3 separate regions of the Homo sapiens genome follow, and regions 2 and 3 are each linked to region 1. Evidence: read pairs that join two places in POLR2A ChIA-PET (ENCODE). Cell type or tissue: GM12878. All regions are shown on one strand. Region 1 overlaps FAM3C (FAM3 metabolism regulating signaling molecule C). Region 2 overlaps CPED1 (cadherin like and PC-esterase domain containing 1). Region 3 has its middle 110 kb from the start of PTPRZ1.

Region 1 (2,500 bases):
TAGGAAAATAATTGGTTTGCTGCTGAGATGACAATTAAGAAAAAGACTAATTATCTTGATTTTGAGAAATTACAAGTTACCTATGTTGGGCACACGCTTAGTAGAAATTTCCATGTAAAGTATGCATTTCTTCTAGGGCTTTGGTTGATGGGAAGGGTGGGGAAAAACAGACTTATTTTTACTACACAGGAAGAGGTCATCAGCCCCTCCAGTTATTTATAAACGTGTCTTTTTAGAATATTTAAATATAACTACCTTAATATTATGAACATCTAATGGTGTTTTTCAATTTTCTCAATATGCTGCTTAATAAACAGATTAAAGTTCTTACACATAAACTCACCTATGCAGATTAAACTTGAACAAATACTGAGCAAAAACACATATTTTATCGAATCCTTCACACACATCTTAATTTAAGTACATACATATGAGACATTTAAACTTTAAAACTTTATAACTCATTTTTCTCAAGACGCTAGAACATAGCAAAAACAAAAATCAGCCTCCCTAGGTTGTCAAACCATTCTTTATATGGGCATTATATACAGTCTTTAGGTTTTTTTTTTTTTTTTTTCAGATTTTAGAATATTTGCATCATACTTACCAGCTGAACTTCCCAAATCTGAAAATCTGAAACCTAAATACTCAAATGAGCATTTCCTTTGAGCATCATGTGTTGCTGCTCATAAAGTTTTAGATTTTGGAGCATTTCAGATCTTCAGATTTAAGAAGCTCAATGTGTAATTTCAACAAAAGACTTGAACAAAAAAAAAAATTTATGTGATACTGACTAAATGTCCAATTTGTGATTTGCCAACTACCTAAAAACAAAGGGCTGAATGATTTAGTTTATTTCAGTTTAACCTTCTCAATATAAAGATTATTTAACCTCTCCTTTAGTTATTCTTTAACAAACAGGTTACACAAAAAGTACAATTACTTCTACTAAATTAAATATCTTACCTGCTACCCTCATGTTTGGTTTTTCAGTTTATGGCACTTTTCATTAATATGCTCCTAAAAAATCAAAACAAAAAGCAAATATCATTAGCTCTAGAGCAAACATTCCTCCTTAGATTGAGTTTGAAATGGGGCATATAAACTAGTAAATTTTATGACATTTCTAAGTATTATGCCAACATTGGCATTAAAAAAAAAAAAAATGGGCCTGTCTTCCACTGGACCATAAGACCTCAAGGAGGGTCTGTCTTACCCTGCTGTGTCTTCAGCTAACTGAATGACCAAAGAGTAAAAGTGTGTTATCAAGCTTGTGAATAGAAGAGAATGCCTTCTTATTCTCATGGATTATGCATCTATAAGAAACTTTTGATATTTAGCTCCAAACCTTCAGTTTGCAGATGATGTCCAAAGAGGTTAAGCTGCTTATCTAGTTGTGGAACAAATTATTTGTAGACATGGGGCTGGAATTGAGGTCAGCTGGCTCACTCCAGTACATGATGCCACTTCATTTTTGATATGACATAATTCAAGTGCCACTACCATAAGCATTTACAGCAAGGGCTTCCGATTTCAATACCAGGGACCTCTTCATGTTTTTCGATTTAAGTTTGTAAAATAATATGTTAAGAAGTACAGAACTGCAATTTTAAATATCCCAGCAATTATCATGATTGACAGAGTAATGTTAATACATCAAATGGATCAACTGTTCTTTGATATTACTGTAAGATCAACAGGAAACAGATGCTGGAAAAAAATCTGTATGTGCATGGGTGTTTTCCTCCTAAGAAATAACTCAAAATAGGTGACATTTTGAAAAGAAAATGAAAAAATAAGTAAGTTTAATAAGAAAGCCACATTCAAGTTTAGCTGGAGAGCTTCCACAGTCAACTCAACCTATTGTAAAGGAATGGAATTCAAAAGGAAATTTTGATGGATGAATCCCATTTGCCAGCAGTACATATCTATTTTAGATTGTATTTTGATATTTATGTTTCAATATTGTTGCCTGATCTAGTAATTCACAGAATGTGTCAAGAAAATAGTAATAATGGCACATCTCTGAAGGACACTGAAAAGAAGTGAGACATGCACTTTTTTTATTCACTGGACTAGGCAGGTGGGCTTCAGCAGGGTTCTGGGGGGCGGGGGAGTCTGGACAGCTCCCAAAAGTCCAATGCTCTTAGGCTAGCTCTCTTTCTTCTGCACAACATACCCTAAAGAAAAAACAACACTTAAACTGAGTTGTGTGTCATTGATTTCCTTTGTTAATTATCTGAACAGCTTCCACGTAATAGAAAAAGTCAATGTTATATATCTATTTCAACTACCTAGCCACAGGCTAGGAAAATACTAAAAGGAAACAAGATACTGAAGTATCCACAAACCATCACATAAAAGCAGAAAAAAACCTCCGCTTTTTAAATGAAAACCCCAACTGGTTATAAATCCTCTGTTGGCTTCTGGCAAAACTGAACTCAGCTTTCATAACATATACATGCTTTTCCTGCCAGCTAATTTTCCAAAATAACTTCAC
Region 2 (2,500 bases), 100 kb before region 1:
TGGAAACACCAATATTTAAGCAAAGTCTGGAGAAATAGGAGCATTTGAACTTAGAGCATAAACTAATAGCGGGAAAACTCAAGTAGAAGGTGAAGCCATGGAAAGCCACAGAGTAACCATTTGTGAAAAGGAGAGATGGAGACAGGGTCAGTGTTGTCAAATGTAATAGATAGATCTATTAAGGTGAGGATTCCAAAATAATGTTTTTGGCATGAAGCAGGGGAGTCCTTTCTGATCATCTTAAGAGTGGTTTTGGTAAAATGTCGGGGCAAGAATTAGACTAGAATAGTTGAAGAGGTATAGGAAGTGAGAAAGGGGGCTCATAATAGCTTTCAACAAATAAAAATAAGAAAAGGGTAAAAATATTGGATTTAAAGGAGGAAAGACTTTGGCATGTTTTTAAACAGAGAGGAAATAATCAATACCAAGAGACAGAATAAAAATACAGGACAAAGAAGGACAGTTGGAGAAAGGCCCCTGAGGAGCAGGTTGAGGATTCAGGTAAATAGTGTGTGGGGTGGCAAATGAACAAGGTGGGGAGGAGGGTCTCTCCTTCTCTATCATTTCTTTGCCCTCAGCTATTGCAATATTTTTATCTCAGAGCCTCCAGTGTCAACTACTTGAATCCGTACTTCTTACCCCCCACCAGGAGAATGTTCCTATACTTCACATTCGGTGTTGTCATTTAAAAATCTTTCAATGACCCTGTGCTGAAGATGAGTCACAGATTCCTACACTCCTTTTTTAGAAATGTAGTTTCAAACAGTTCTTTCTGTGTAAAATGATTAGTGCTCATTCAATCATCTGTAAGTGAATTCTATCCTCTGCTACTAGCTGATTAGATTAGAGATCAGTGCCCAGTGAGAATAAATTCACTGGTCATGAGGGAGCCCAGCCTTTTCTGAGATGACTTGATACAAAATCCTGTTTCAAAGGGAGTACCCTATATTGAATGGTTGTAACACCAATTAAATCAAGGTCTCTCTCTTAAGAAGGATAATTAAATGGAGGGTCAACAAACAGTGAAAGTAACTTATGTTGAACTACTATTATGACTCCATAAGGCAGCTATACTACCCAGCCTTTTCAATACTGAAACCTAGAATGTCAGTGTGACTAAAAAAGAGATGCTGACTCATAAACTCCTTCATGTTCTTTGCAATAAACCCCCATGTCAGGGAGTTTATTACTAGCCTTTAAGAACCAAGCTAAGCCAGAGTTTGAACTATTTTGATTACCATTTCCTACATTAAGGTTTAATGTTCTAATTTGGTGAAAACAGGTTTTGTTTTTTGAGAAATACTGAATACACCTCCACCTTATGGGTTCTCAGATAATAATATTAGTATATTAAATAATCCCAAAAGTTCTTACACTAAAGAAGCTGGTTAGCTTAGTGTGACCCAGTTTTTCCCCAGCATTTTTGACCACAGAATGACTTTTCCTTATTTTTTTTATCACAACTATTAACACCCCACTAAACACACTTTGAGAAAATTGGCATAAGGATAAGGTCTAAAAAATCATGCATGAAGTACAGACTAAATGAGGCAGATTGACCACAAGCATTTATCTTCCCTTCCACTTGAAACCCCAAGAAAAATACTTTAAAGACATAAAGCTACTCACTCACTCCCCACCCCCCGCCACAAAGAAAAAACAGAATAACTCATAACAGACAAGAAATCTGAATTCATTTGAATTCATTCTATGAAGTTTGACTTAGCAGGCAAAATAAGGTACAACTGAAAGTGCCGAGAGAAGAGAAATACTAGCTGTGAGTGAGGCATACTTGCTGTTCAGATCCTATGCTGAAAAAGATAAGGCTGAGACACAGGTCAGAAAACAATTGGCTAGAAGTCTATGTGCAAAATTGGTAGACCCCTGAGTTCCTTACCCCAGCCCATACAGTTGGGAATCTATATCATCACATACAATATCTTTTAAAATGGAACTGCAGAAAGTCTGGACTCAGAAACACAAGTATAGTAAAGAATAAATTAATCTAGAGGCTGAAAACAGAAAGATGAAGGTAAAGTTGGCGTGTGAAGGGAGGAGCCCTGAACTTTTCCCTAGACCTCCTAGCATTCCACAGTCAGGCAGAGGGTCCCTCAGACAGGAGGCTGGAGAGCTCTTCTGACATGAAACTGAATGACCCACCGGAAGATCTTCTTTGAAAAGGCCAGAGTGGTGCTGAGCAAATTAATACAGTGAAGTCATCAGTTGGAAATGTTAGTCCCCACACAAATTGTGTAACATTTAGTGCCTTAATCTTAAATAAAATATTTAAGTTCAAGAGCGTTAGATAGAAACAAATACCTGTGTGTTAACGTCCAATAGATTCCAAGACCCAAGATGCACATCTAAATAGAGCAAAAGAGGAATTAGCTTATGCTAAGACTAGTACAGGTCATTCCAATAGTGTAAAAACTCAGCAACATAGATATTCAGCCACTTGGGAAATTGAGTTTAAGACAGGGGAATTTAGTGTCTGGGGAAC
Region 3 (2,500 bases), 380 kb after region 1:
ATGTTTAATATGCCCAAGACCCATTTGGCATACTTGTCTATACTGCAGATGCTGGTAATCTTAATACCACCTCCAGAAATTCTGATTCAAAACTCTGAGCCCCGTACATTTTAAATGAATATTCCAGGCAGTTCTCATTCAATATTTCAGGAACTACAATCATGAAACGCTGAGTTAATGGAATGTTTAGAAGAACTAATCATTTTTACAGACAAAACTGAAATATTTAGACTATTTTTACATTATTTGCTTTTAATTCATTATTATTTTAGCCCAAATGACACCATTTCAAATTTAACTTTTTTTCTCTTTCTTGAATCTTTTTAATAACGTCAGAGAACAATGAACCAAATGGCCAAAAGCTAAATTAACAAACCACAAAGAAGCAAGCAAATGAACAAGTTTTTAATGTCTTAAACCAAGCTGTCTTCCATTCTTATTTAGATTCCTTCTGCCAAAAACTGATGAATCAAAATATATGCAAATAGGTTTGTTAAGATTTAGAGACTTATTTAGATTCTGTAGTATTACATATAAATAGTAACTATATGATGAAGTCCTTAAAATATTATTTTTCTAGCTAAAACCTTTACTTTGAAATTATGTCATCACATTCATTAATTTCCTTTTTTCTTATCATTTTCTTGATAGTTAATGTACAGTTAAATGTAGACTCCATTTCAAATTTCAATTCTGAATAAATATAGTCTTAAAGAATTCTTTTCCAGTCATTATTAGCAATAACTTTCATGTGGTTACTAAAAGCATTCATATACATTGTCCTTTGATCCATCCATTAATTCTGTGTGGACAGAAGAATTACTATCATTCTTATTTTCAAAAGAATATCATGGATATTCAGAAAAATGTGTTTACGGTCACACAGGCAGCAAATGGAGTAGGAAGGATTGAAGGATTGTAGGATTGGAAACTGTTGCTGGGCTTTAAATCCTATTCTCTCTCAAATCTACCACTTTCACTTTCTAATTAAAATTACTTCTTAATATAGTTCACATAAAAGTACATTCAAACTCAAGTTCAAAACAACCAGGAAATAATATTTTACCTATTAGTGATGGAGAGAAGAGTATATAACAAGCTAAGAAAATAAGTAAAACCAGTTATAGTCTAGTCAGCATTTTTGGGTCCATTCTCAGGTTTTACAGCCAAGCAAGAATGGGTTGTTTTGAAGGAGACCAGAAAAAGATTGAGTTTATTTGTTTGTTTGTTTTGTTTTTTTTTTTTTTTGTAAATTGGTTATAATTCAGTGACTTTGCTGAAACTAACAAAGTCTTCTCGCAGAGGTTAGCACCCTGCTGTGAACAGTCATTTTCTTCTCAAATATTATTTCATGGCATAATTTGTGATTCTCAAATTTTATGTATTTTAATGGAAGTTACAAACTGTGATAGTTCCACATAATTTTTCATGCTACTTATTTTTTATGGCTATCCTTATGTCAAAAGGGAAATGAAAATAAACTTAGGTTTCTAATATAACAGTTATAAATGAAGTGCAATATTTTAAATCCAGACATTTCTTGAAGTCACGTGAGGGAAAGATGCCAGACTCACCAATCCCTGCATCTGGAAGCTGCAGGAGAGAGATTCTCAGGCACAAAGAAGTTTAGCGTACACATGACCAAGTGTCCGTTGTACAGACCTAAGCAGCACTCACTCTGGCAGGAATCCATATTTCCAGAAACCACCTTTATTCTGCCCACAACTAGCCCCCACTGCAGCGTTCCCTCCAGGACTCACAAGAGGCCAAGCAAGGACAAAATCTCTGGCCTGTATATTTGACATTGAACCTGTTTTTCTGCACACCAACGGTATTTTTAGTAAAGATTTCAAAAGCACAGAAAAGTCAAGGTTTTCCTTCTCTTTCTCAAACACCAGTATGATGATGATTTTAAAAAGTTTAGATGATCAAAGAGCCACTTATCATTTAATGTCCCACAAAGAAGAATCTCCAGAAGTACTATGGCTAAGATAAAAAGAATACAACAGAAAAATTTTCAAGAATTTTAAATTTCTGTATATTGGCCATTTTCACGATGCTTTAAGTTGTATAAGATTATATGTGCTGAGCCATTTAAAACATAGAAAAAGCTTGGTCATTCATTTCAAGAATAAGCTAGCATAGACCAAACAGCCAACAAATTACAAGTCGTTAATTGAAAACAAACTTAGCATGTGCATTTGCATACAATAAGTTGATAATTCCAATGCCTCAAATGAAGGTTCTGAGGGAGAAAAAGATTTTAAGTAAACTCTGTCTTGAAAGCCCATTACATTGAGAGCTGTTTACAGAAAAGGAACATTCTATTCAGCTTAAATTCTTAGTATCAGGAACATAATCAATATCCAAAAAATTTTTGCTGAGTATCTGTTACATCTAAGAAGAAAAGCTAGATTTTGCCTTTCTAGAAATAGCAAAATACCTTTACAGTAAATTTGGCTGTAGTCATAGATTGCAGATTTTTGGAAGGATATCAAAA

The links. Peaks named below come from ENCODE experiments on the same cell type or tissue, not always from the same donor. Only the 100,000 strongest peaks of a DNase experiment are listed, where the experiment ranks them.
Region 2: POLR2A ChIA-PET joins it to region 1 with 6 read pairs; 1 of 35 experiments calls an interaction of 5 or more read pairs at or near these places.
Region 3: POLR2A ChIA-PET joins it to region 1 with 8 read pairs; 2 of 35 experiments call an interaction of 5 or more read pairs at or near these places.

Annotation. Positions count from the first base shown.
Region 1 is chr7:121,381,991-121,384,490 of GRCh38, forward strand. It overlaps FAM3C (FAM3 metabolism regulating signaling molecule C), which reads right to left. Exons shown (of 10, transcript NM_014888.3): 2 at 967-1,020. The coding sequence starts at 979. Among named protein-coding and RNA genes, the nearest start is that of FAM3C, 13 kb to the right of the region's middle. In GM12878, no CTCF peak of the experiment used is centred here; no DNase peak of the experiment used is centred here; H3K4me3 peaks cover 176 bases; H3K27ac peaks cover 2,064 bases.
Region 2 is chr7:121,277,811-121,280,310 of GRCh38, forward strand. All of the region lies in intron 22 of CPED1 (cadherin like and PC-esterase domain containing 1), which reads left to right. Among named protein-coding and RNA genes, the nearest start is that of WNT16, 50 kb to the right of the region's middle. In GM12878, no CTCF peak of the experiment used is centred here; a DNase peak (open chromatin) is centred at 1,111; H3K27ac peaks cover 1,593 bases.
Region 3 is chr7:121,765,743-121,768,242 of GRCh38, forward strand. No RefSeq gene overlaps it. Among named protein-coding and RNA genes, the nearest start is that of PTPRZ1, 110 kb to the right of the region's middle. In GM12878, no CTCF peak of the experiment used is centred here; no DNase peak of the experiment used is centred here.